Linked DNA regions of Homo sapiens: region 2 is linked to region 1. A link is a contact called in ENCODE Hi-C or POLR2A ChIA-PET data. All regions are on one chromosome and are shown on one strand. Each heading gives the region's core, a stretch centred on a gene start or an enhancer-like site at or near the end of the contact. The rest is flanking DNA. Distances are from core to core; before and after follow the strand shown.

Region 1 (4,079 bases), core at 116-2,615:
AGAAAGGGAGCCTCTCCTTCACCCAAACAGGCAGCTGTATCAGTGTTTGGGTGAAAAGGAAGATGGATTTCAGCTGCCCTAAAAAACAAAAGTTGAAGATGGCTTCTTCCCCTTCTCTCCCTCCTCCTCCTCCTCCTTCTTTTTCTTCTTCTTCCTCTTCCTCCTCCTCCTCCTCTACCCACCTCCGCTCCACTCCTCCTCCCCCACCTCCTCCTCTTCCTCCTCCTTCTGGAGGAGAGTCTGTCTTGAATCAAAAATGGGTTGGCCGGGCCAGTGGCTCACGCCTGTAATCCCAGCACTTTGGGAGGCCGAGGCAGGTGGAACACTTGAGGTCAGGAGTTCGAGACCAGCCTGGCCAACATGGTGAAACACTGTCTCTACTAAAAATACAAAAATTAGCCAGGCATGGTGGCAGGCGCCTGTAATCCCAACTACTCGGGAGGCTGAGGTGGGAGAATGGCTTGAATTCAGGAGGCAGAGGTTGCAGTGAGCCAAGATCCCACCACCACACTCCAGCCTGGGCAACACAGCAAGACTCCGTCAAAAAAAAAAAAGAGTTAACTGAATTACAACAGGAAACGTCTCCAGTACAGCCCAACTTGCTCCAGGTCCCAACAGGTGAAGCGAGCATCTCATCCCTGATTCCTTCAACTCTGGATTTAACAGGTAGCTACCCTAAGGTGCCCTGGCAAGGTGATCTGGACCTTGGGATTTCTGCTTTCAGGATTGCCTAAAGAAGAATTAACAGTTGCCAAAGGAAAAGCAGTAATCAGGAACCCTGTCTCTAAATGTAGCTAATTTCTATTTAATTGGCGAGTAACTACATTTAAAATAAACACGAGTTGGTAATCAAAAACAGGAGGTTAAAGGATAGGCAATTGTAGAAGCCAGAGAGAATTACTAGGGCAAAACAAAGCTGAGGGAAAGTGGAGAGACATGCTGCTTCAGAGAAAACATGGTCAGGAGAAGAGGAACTGTCGCTGCTGTGGGCCTCACAGATCTCATAAAGATTTATATCAGGTTTTATTTGTGTTTGTTAGTCATCAACGAAACTGATTTTAATCACCAACTGGTCTTTAATTATGAAGCATTCATTCCTTTATTACATAAAAATTAAAAACACATGTAAGCGGCACGTTTAAAACTATCAAACGGGTTGAGTTTGGCACATCCTTGTGCAACCCCAGAGAAAGAGGCAGAGATTGGACAGGTTTCTAGAAAACCCTTCAGCTCCCCAGGCATTTGCTGAACCCCTGGCTGCTGGCAGTATGGGCTTTCAGGCAACCGCGGCGACGGCTCCCCTCCAGGGGAAGAATGTGGAATCCGCAGAGCTGGGTTGAGGCACATCCGCTGCCAAACTGTCTCCAGCATTTGTAATCCCTGCTTTTCGGCACCACCCAAGATGTACTAATGCGCCTTGTGAAGACTCACTCCCGTGGCCTCTGGGGTTCGGCATTGAAAGAGAGGGTGGGAGAGGAAAGGAAAGAGAAGGGGAAAGGGTAAGAATGGCTTGAGTGAGATCCCTAAGCTGTGAGCAAGTTCTTCAAATTGAGTTTTCCTTTGAGGCAGACATTTTCCAGTTAAACTTTAAACTCAAAAGCTTGTCCTATTTATCTCCAAAATGCAGGCTATGTGTCTCCCTCCTAATTAGCATGAAATTATTTCTTGTTTTTCCTTCATTAGAAATTAGGATTTATTTTTTTAAAGATAAAATTTGTATTCCTGCTTAATTTTTAGACTCATTTGGAAGCAGTGCATTTTTATCAGAGGGACTGAAAAGCCTTTCGAGAATCAGTCAAGAAAAAGGAATGCGCATGAGAGTCATGGTGAGTAGCACTTCTCATCAAACTAGCTGCCCAGGGGTGTTAAAGTGCTTTCTAAAAAGGGAACTAACAGGGCTGCTCACCATTTACTGTTTTCTAAGAGCCTAGCTAAATTAATCATAGCACACACTAGCCCCGTAAGGTAAAATGATTCCTGGTTGTTTTGAAAGCAATCAGCGATCCACAAAGAGGGAGGTAATGTCTCCCAGAACCAAGATTAAAACTCCGACGTTGAGGGAATCTCCACTCCCTTCCTGTCATCAAAGGCCAGCTTGTTTGTATCCAAGCAGGGTCCTGGGTGAGCCAAGCTCTGTTAAAGTGGCCACAGGAATGAGAGGCCACCACACAAGTGAGGATGCTGGGGACAGTCCATCTTCTGGGGCTGTGTGAATGCAAGCTTAGTGGTGGGGGCTGTCACATTTTAAGTGGACAGGTGTGAGTCCCAGGCCTCCTGCTCGGAGACTCAAACCCAGCTGAGGCTTGCCCAGGAGGGTCTGGCTTCATCCTGGGCCACCCACACACTGGCAGGCCTGTGCACATGGAGGCCAGTTCCCTTCCTGCATTAGCCATGCATGGATTCCTACTCACATCTGTACAGCCAGAGCAAAAGCCTGTAATTTCCATAGAATCCAGTTCTTTGAGTCAGAACTCCAGATAAGTGTTTGTTTTATTTTTCTTTACAGGTCACATCATGTGATTGTAGGGAAAGCCTAGGCTATCATGGAGGGAAGAGATTGGATAAATTATTTGAAAAGCAAGCCTGTGAATTGCTGTGGAGGAACAATAGCCTGTCTCTTATCTGGAGCCTTTCCAAGGAAAAGCAAAGGGGACCCTAGAAGGCTTCCTGGGAGACAGTTTAATTCTGAAAACAAAGCAGTACTTCACCTCTTGTGTGTTGGGTAGAGCTGTAAAACAGAACACAGTCAAAATAGTCATTAGGGCCACATCAATGTCTGCCCAAAGTCAGGCGAGCATTCCCAGGAAGGTGGGGGGCTGTGGCAGTTGCACACATCAACCTCCTTTCTCCATTGTCACACAGCAGAAGAGCGTGTTCCATTCTACTAAAGTTGGGGCGGGGGGAGTTGAATAATTTATTGACTGAAAACTGGGGGCCTGAGTTAGATGGTAAAAAAGTTTAGAGTGCTGTTTTTTGTTTTTTAAGTTATGTTTGTTTTATATATTGAAGTGCTTAAAATGTATTTTAAAAATTCAAAACATCCCAGAAATTCAGCAACTTGAGGAGACAATAGTGACGAACATTTTATGGCAACATTTGGACACTTTAAAGATTATTTCAGGAACTTTAATGCTGATAAATGAGAGAAGGGACAACTTTTCCTAACTATAACATTTCGGCACCTGAGTACAGGGATCAAAACAAGAGCAAGCATTTCAAATTCATATTGTGAAGCACCTACAAAAAGATTATTCTGTTAGCCTTCATAATGTGGAGAGTTCATCTTTTCATCTTATCAAATAAAAATATACCCAAATTCTTGAACAGGCATTCAGTTAGGAAAAGAGGGTGGGGTGATGAAATGTGTTCTCATTCAGCAAACACTTTGCAGATATTTCTAGTCAAAGATCCCTGTGGTCTAGGCTAGTGAGAGAAAAACGTGCCCTCTGCCCAGTGACAGCGGCTGCACGGGGATCAGCTTTCACCAATGCAGGCAGGGGAACAAAGGGCAGGCTTCATCTGCCTGCATCCCACAGGCCCTTGCGCAGGGGAGTTCCATTTCAGTGCCCATCACATGACCTCTCAGGCCAAAACGGTTTTTAATAATTCTGATTTTGAATATCAAATGGAAGTGAAAAGTACATTTAGGAAGGAAGGGCTCTATCCTTATTGAAGAACATGCTCTATGCAAACAGGTTGGACAGGCACTAGCTCTTGTAGAGCTATGGTTCTCAGCTTTGGCAACACACTGGATCACCTCCTCTAAAAGGTACTGATGCCTGCTTTCCTCCCTCTTCTGCCCCTAAAGAAAGTAGAATTTAATTTTAAGCTCTAGGGTGTGGCCTGGGCATCAGGACTTTTTTTTTTTTTTTGACAGAGTCTCACTGTGTCACCTAGGCTAGAGTGCAGTGTGCAGTCTTGGCTCACTGCAGCCTCAATCTCCCAGATTCAAGAGATCCTCCTGCCTCAGCCCCCTAAGTAACTAGGATTACAGGCACGCACCACCACACCAGGCTAATTTTTGTATTTTTTGTGGAGACGGTCTTTCACTGTGTTGCCCAAGCTGGTCTTGAACTCCT
Region 2 (3,762 bases), core at 472-2,971, 110 kb before region 1:
AGAAAGAAAGTGACAACAGAAAAAGAAAGAGAGAAGGTAGAGGCATCAGCAGACTTCAGGACGCAATGAAACTGATCAAGTTGGACAATGAGAAGTACACAAAGAATGGGATGTCTAAATTAGTGACTTCAAATGTGGAGCCACTTTAGTTGATTAAAATAATTTTCCATCTCACTACATCTTCACTTTAGTTTAAAATGTGGCAAATAACACATGAAGATTTCTTGCTGAGTTCTTCACAATGTTTCTAGGGATAGCTTCCCTAACAGTTCTGTCAACTCAACCAACCCTGGTTGAGTTGCTAACACTGGATGGCTTTTTGTACAACTGGGTTTCTTCAGTCCAAGAAGACAAGGCTCAAGATTTGGTGTGCCTTGTCCTTTTAAAATAGGTGCCTCCAATGACAGTCTCTTCACTCTACCATAACTTACCATAGCTGTATTTGTTTGGTTTCTTCAACTAACCTGAATAGTGATATCATATAAAAGAGAAAGATAAAGAATTTGATCAGCTGTGTGAGCATCATTATTTAATCTCTTTGTGTTTGCTTAGCCATCTGTAAAATGGATATAAGAGTTGTGGATCATACTTTAGTCAATGAGTTAATTCATTTTTCTCCAATTTGAAAGCTGTTCCCAGTTATAAATATGTAAATAATATGTAAAGAATCTGAGAAAAATTCAAATTGTCCACTTTTGTGAAGGTGCATTAATTCAAACCTGCAACAAATAAAAATTAACCTGTTCTTAAGCTAAAATAACATGATCTGACTTGTTTGTTCAGGCGTTATGGTAAGTGAGGCAGTAAGGAGATGGGTGGAGGGATGAGGGTCAAGAGAAAAGCTAACTGAAAGACAAGCCAGAGGTGCATTCTTTAAAATAATTTTGCTGCCTCCTTGATGAAGAGCAGCATGGAGTCCAGCATTAGACGGGGTGGCCACCTATTGCCTATTAGGACTGGCTTCAGATACACAGATAGTAGAAGTTCTCACCAGAGCCTAATTACTCTACTGAATTATCTCGCTTAGACTTCCTGGGGATTTCTTCCAATGTTAAAGTCAGCCTTGCTTAAATAAGCAAACAAAAAACCCACCTCCCCAACCCCTGCCTTATTCCTACTCCTACAAAAAGGCTATGAGTATGAAAATCCCTGGAGCTCAGGTAAAAGGATTTGCTGGAAAGCCAAACTTAACTTTTGACCCTTGAGGTCGACATATTCAAATTCTTGTTTTTTGTCCAACGTCTCCCTCCCTTTTCCCTCCTATGTTGATAATTTTATTATGCCCTTTTAAATCACTGCATATCCTTTCTGCAAAGAAAGGGGATATAATAAATAAAAGTAATAATTAAGTTCTACAGTTATGCTTTCCATAAAATCTCTACTCCACTGAGTGGAACTCCACCGGCTGCGAACTTAACCAAAGCTGGGCTAGACTTTGGTTAAAACACCAATTAAATTGGAATTAATTGTGGGAGAGCTGAGATTAGGATATTTCCTAGACTCAAGAACTTCCTTTGTGAAATTAGTCAATATTTAGATATCCAAGTTAGGTATGAAAGTGACAATGTTTATAGGGAGAAACAGTATGCTACTAACCTTAGTTAACAAACATAGAAAAAGGAAAAAGGAAGGTGAGGGAAGTGAAAGGTAACTGAATTCCTACCAAGCAATGAGTAATGTGTGTATCATCCCTGTGAAGCAGCTCTTTCTCCGTCCATTTTACAGATGATGAAACCAAAGCACAGAAAGATTAAGGGGCAAAGTCATAGGATTAGGTATTAGCAGAGCCTGTACTCTATACCACATCATACACTGCCTCCCTTCGAATTCATTCTTATAATTCCCACTATGTTTATGCCAATAAAAATTATTTTATTTGTTATAATAATAAGTAACTAATTTTAAGCAAGGGAAATTCAAAGTGGAAAGGTGAATAGAAAAAATAATAAGTGGCTGGGCCTGAAACTGCTGATTAAAAAGCTTTGGGAGAAAAAGAATGCCTTAAAAAGACAAAGCAGAAAAAAAATGTACCTTATTTTGGTAACCATGTTGCTACAGCAACATCATAATTATACACGAAGGGCTTTCAAAGTTATGCTGGTAATAAAAGATATACACATATACATAGGTCTATCAATATTGTTAAATAAGTATCAATCTCTTTAACCTTGCCAGTTTTAGTAACAAGGAAACCCAGGTAAACATTATTTATACTGATAGTAAAAACCCCTGTCAACTTCTATTTACTGTTTGCACATGTTCATGGAGAGAAGAAATAAAAGAAAATAGTATGTTCTATACCTAAGGACTTTGGTCTGGAGCACAATCTAGTGTTGGTGTGGGAGAAAAATGAAAAGATAATAAAAAGATTAGCTGATCTTAGATCTACATGTTATAAATAAGCTTGTTTAGGTTCCTCAAAGTTCAAGTAATGCATAGCACAAACATCAATGTAATAAATTCATACTTACACATCTAGACAAAAAAAGTGATATGAACTTCTAGATTTAAAATTATTTTTTAATGGCCCTGTGTCTACTGGAGCCATTTTTCAATGGCCTGAAAATGAATGTTTTTCCACAATGGTACTCAACGTTTTTTCCCTGCCTTTCCCATGTTCCTATGCCCAAGCAGACTTCCATCAGTAACAGTCCTCATTTTACTGTAGGAATTCTTACCACACCCCAAAATGGGCAAATCAGAATCTCAAGAGAGATGTGAGGGATTGAAAAGGCCCCAGAGATTGAAAATAGTTCCCTAGGAAGTAGGCCCCATCCCATAAGAACTACAGTTCTGCATCAGTTCTTTGTTCTATCAAATCTTGATTATTCAAAATTAAGTTGTCCCAATCATTTTTAGCATAAATGCCCTTTACACTACTTCCATAAACACCAAAAAGTGCTGCAAAAGTACAAAAAGCAGAAGCCTGGATGAGACATGTATAAAAGATAAGACCTTTTATAAAGGGAGTTGTTGATGTATTTATTTTCTCAAGATACTATTTTTCTTCCTCTCAGTGAATGAAATTAAGCATACACATTATACTCTGGAGAAAAATCTAATGGCCCAGTGAGGCAGGCCCTGATAGTGTCTGTTTCCTTTTCTTCCTTACAACAGTACCTGATATTGTTTCAGGAAGCAACAAGCCAACACCCTGCAGCCAATGCCTCAGACTCCTCTGCAGTCATGACCAATAGCACATAAGGTGAAACTTTCTGAAAAAGTTTTTGATCTCCTAATATAAGCATTTCCCCTGACTGCTTCCCCCTTCATATTCCTGCCTAGAAATTAAACATGATATCTGGTGATACAGAAGCCATGATGAAATCATAAGACCAGTATAAGGCTAAAAGCCTACTTACTGAGCAAGACAGAATGAGAGATAGAAAGGGATTGAGTTCCTGGTGACATCACTAAGCTGCCCATACCCTTTCTTCTTCCTTCAAGAAATAAACCTTTGTCCATTTAAGCCACTTACTATAGATTGTATTCCTAACTGATCCAGCCAGTCTAGGTTGGAGGTAGGTAGGTTTAGCAAGGAAGGAAAATGACTAACAAAAGCTGCCTTGTTTGCCCCATCACCCTCTACTCCAGCCAGGTACACTTATTTCCTCCAATTCTCTCCATTTGTAAATTCAGACACACTCTCTGCATTAATTTGGTCTCAAACTGTAGACTCAGTCTGGATCTCTGGACCTTTGGTACCTACCTTAGGTAGCCCTATCCTTGGGCTGACTGCTCTAAACTGACTTATCTGGCTCA

What was found. Hi-C counts contacts between places; a loop is a spot of excess contacts on that map. ChIA-PET counts read pairs that join two places held with the same protein, here RNA polymerase II (POLR2A).
Region 2: a loop to region 1 is called in a map of CD8-positive, alpha-beta T cell, with 2.0 times the contacts of the local background. The contact joins two enhancer-like sites. A Hi-C loop is called at or near these places in 1 of 168 maps with a recorded cell type or tissue (CD8-positive, alpha-beta T cell). POLR2A ChIA-PET finds 5 or more read pairs at or near these places in 4 of 52 experiments (GM12878, H1, OCI-LY7 and 1 more).

Annotation. Positions count from the first base shown.
Region 1 is chr3:156,748,842-156,752,920 of GRCh38, reverse strand. It overlaps LINC00886 (long intergenic non-protein coding RNA 886), which reads left to right. Exons shown (of 3, transcript NR_038387.1): 2 at 1,738-1,826; 3 at 2,507-4,079. Among named protein-coding and RNA genes, the nearest start is that of LINC00886, 66 kb to the left of the region's middle. RefSeq lists an enhancer at 1,316-2,069. Within about 2 kb of position 1,365, at least 7 of the 41 ENCODE cell types and tissues checked have a DNase peak (open chromatin) inside an H3K27ac peak, as active enhancers do.
Region 2 is chr3:156,860,455-156,864,216 of GRCh38, reverse strand. The region is part of intron 3 of LEKR1 (leucine, glutamate and lysine rich 1); the gene reads right to left. Among named protein-coding and RNA genes, the nearest start is that of LEKR1, 36 kb to the right of the region's middle. Within about 2 kb of position 1,721, at least 2 of the 41 ENCODE cell types and tissues checked have a DNase peak (open chromatin) inside an H3K27ac peak, as active enhancers do.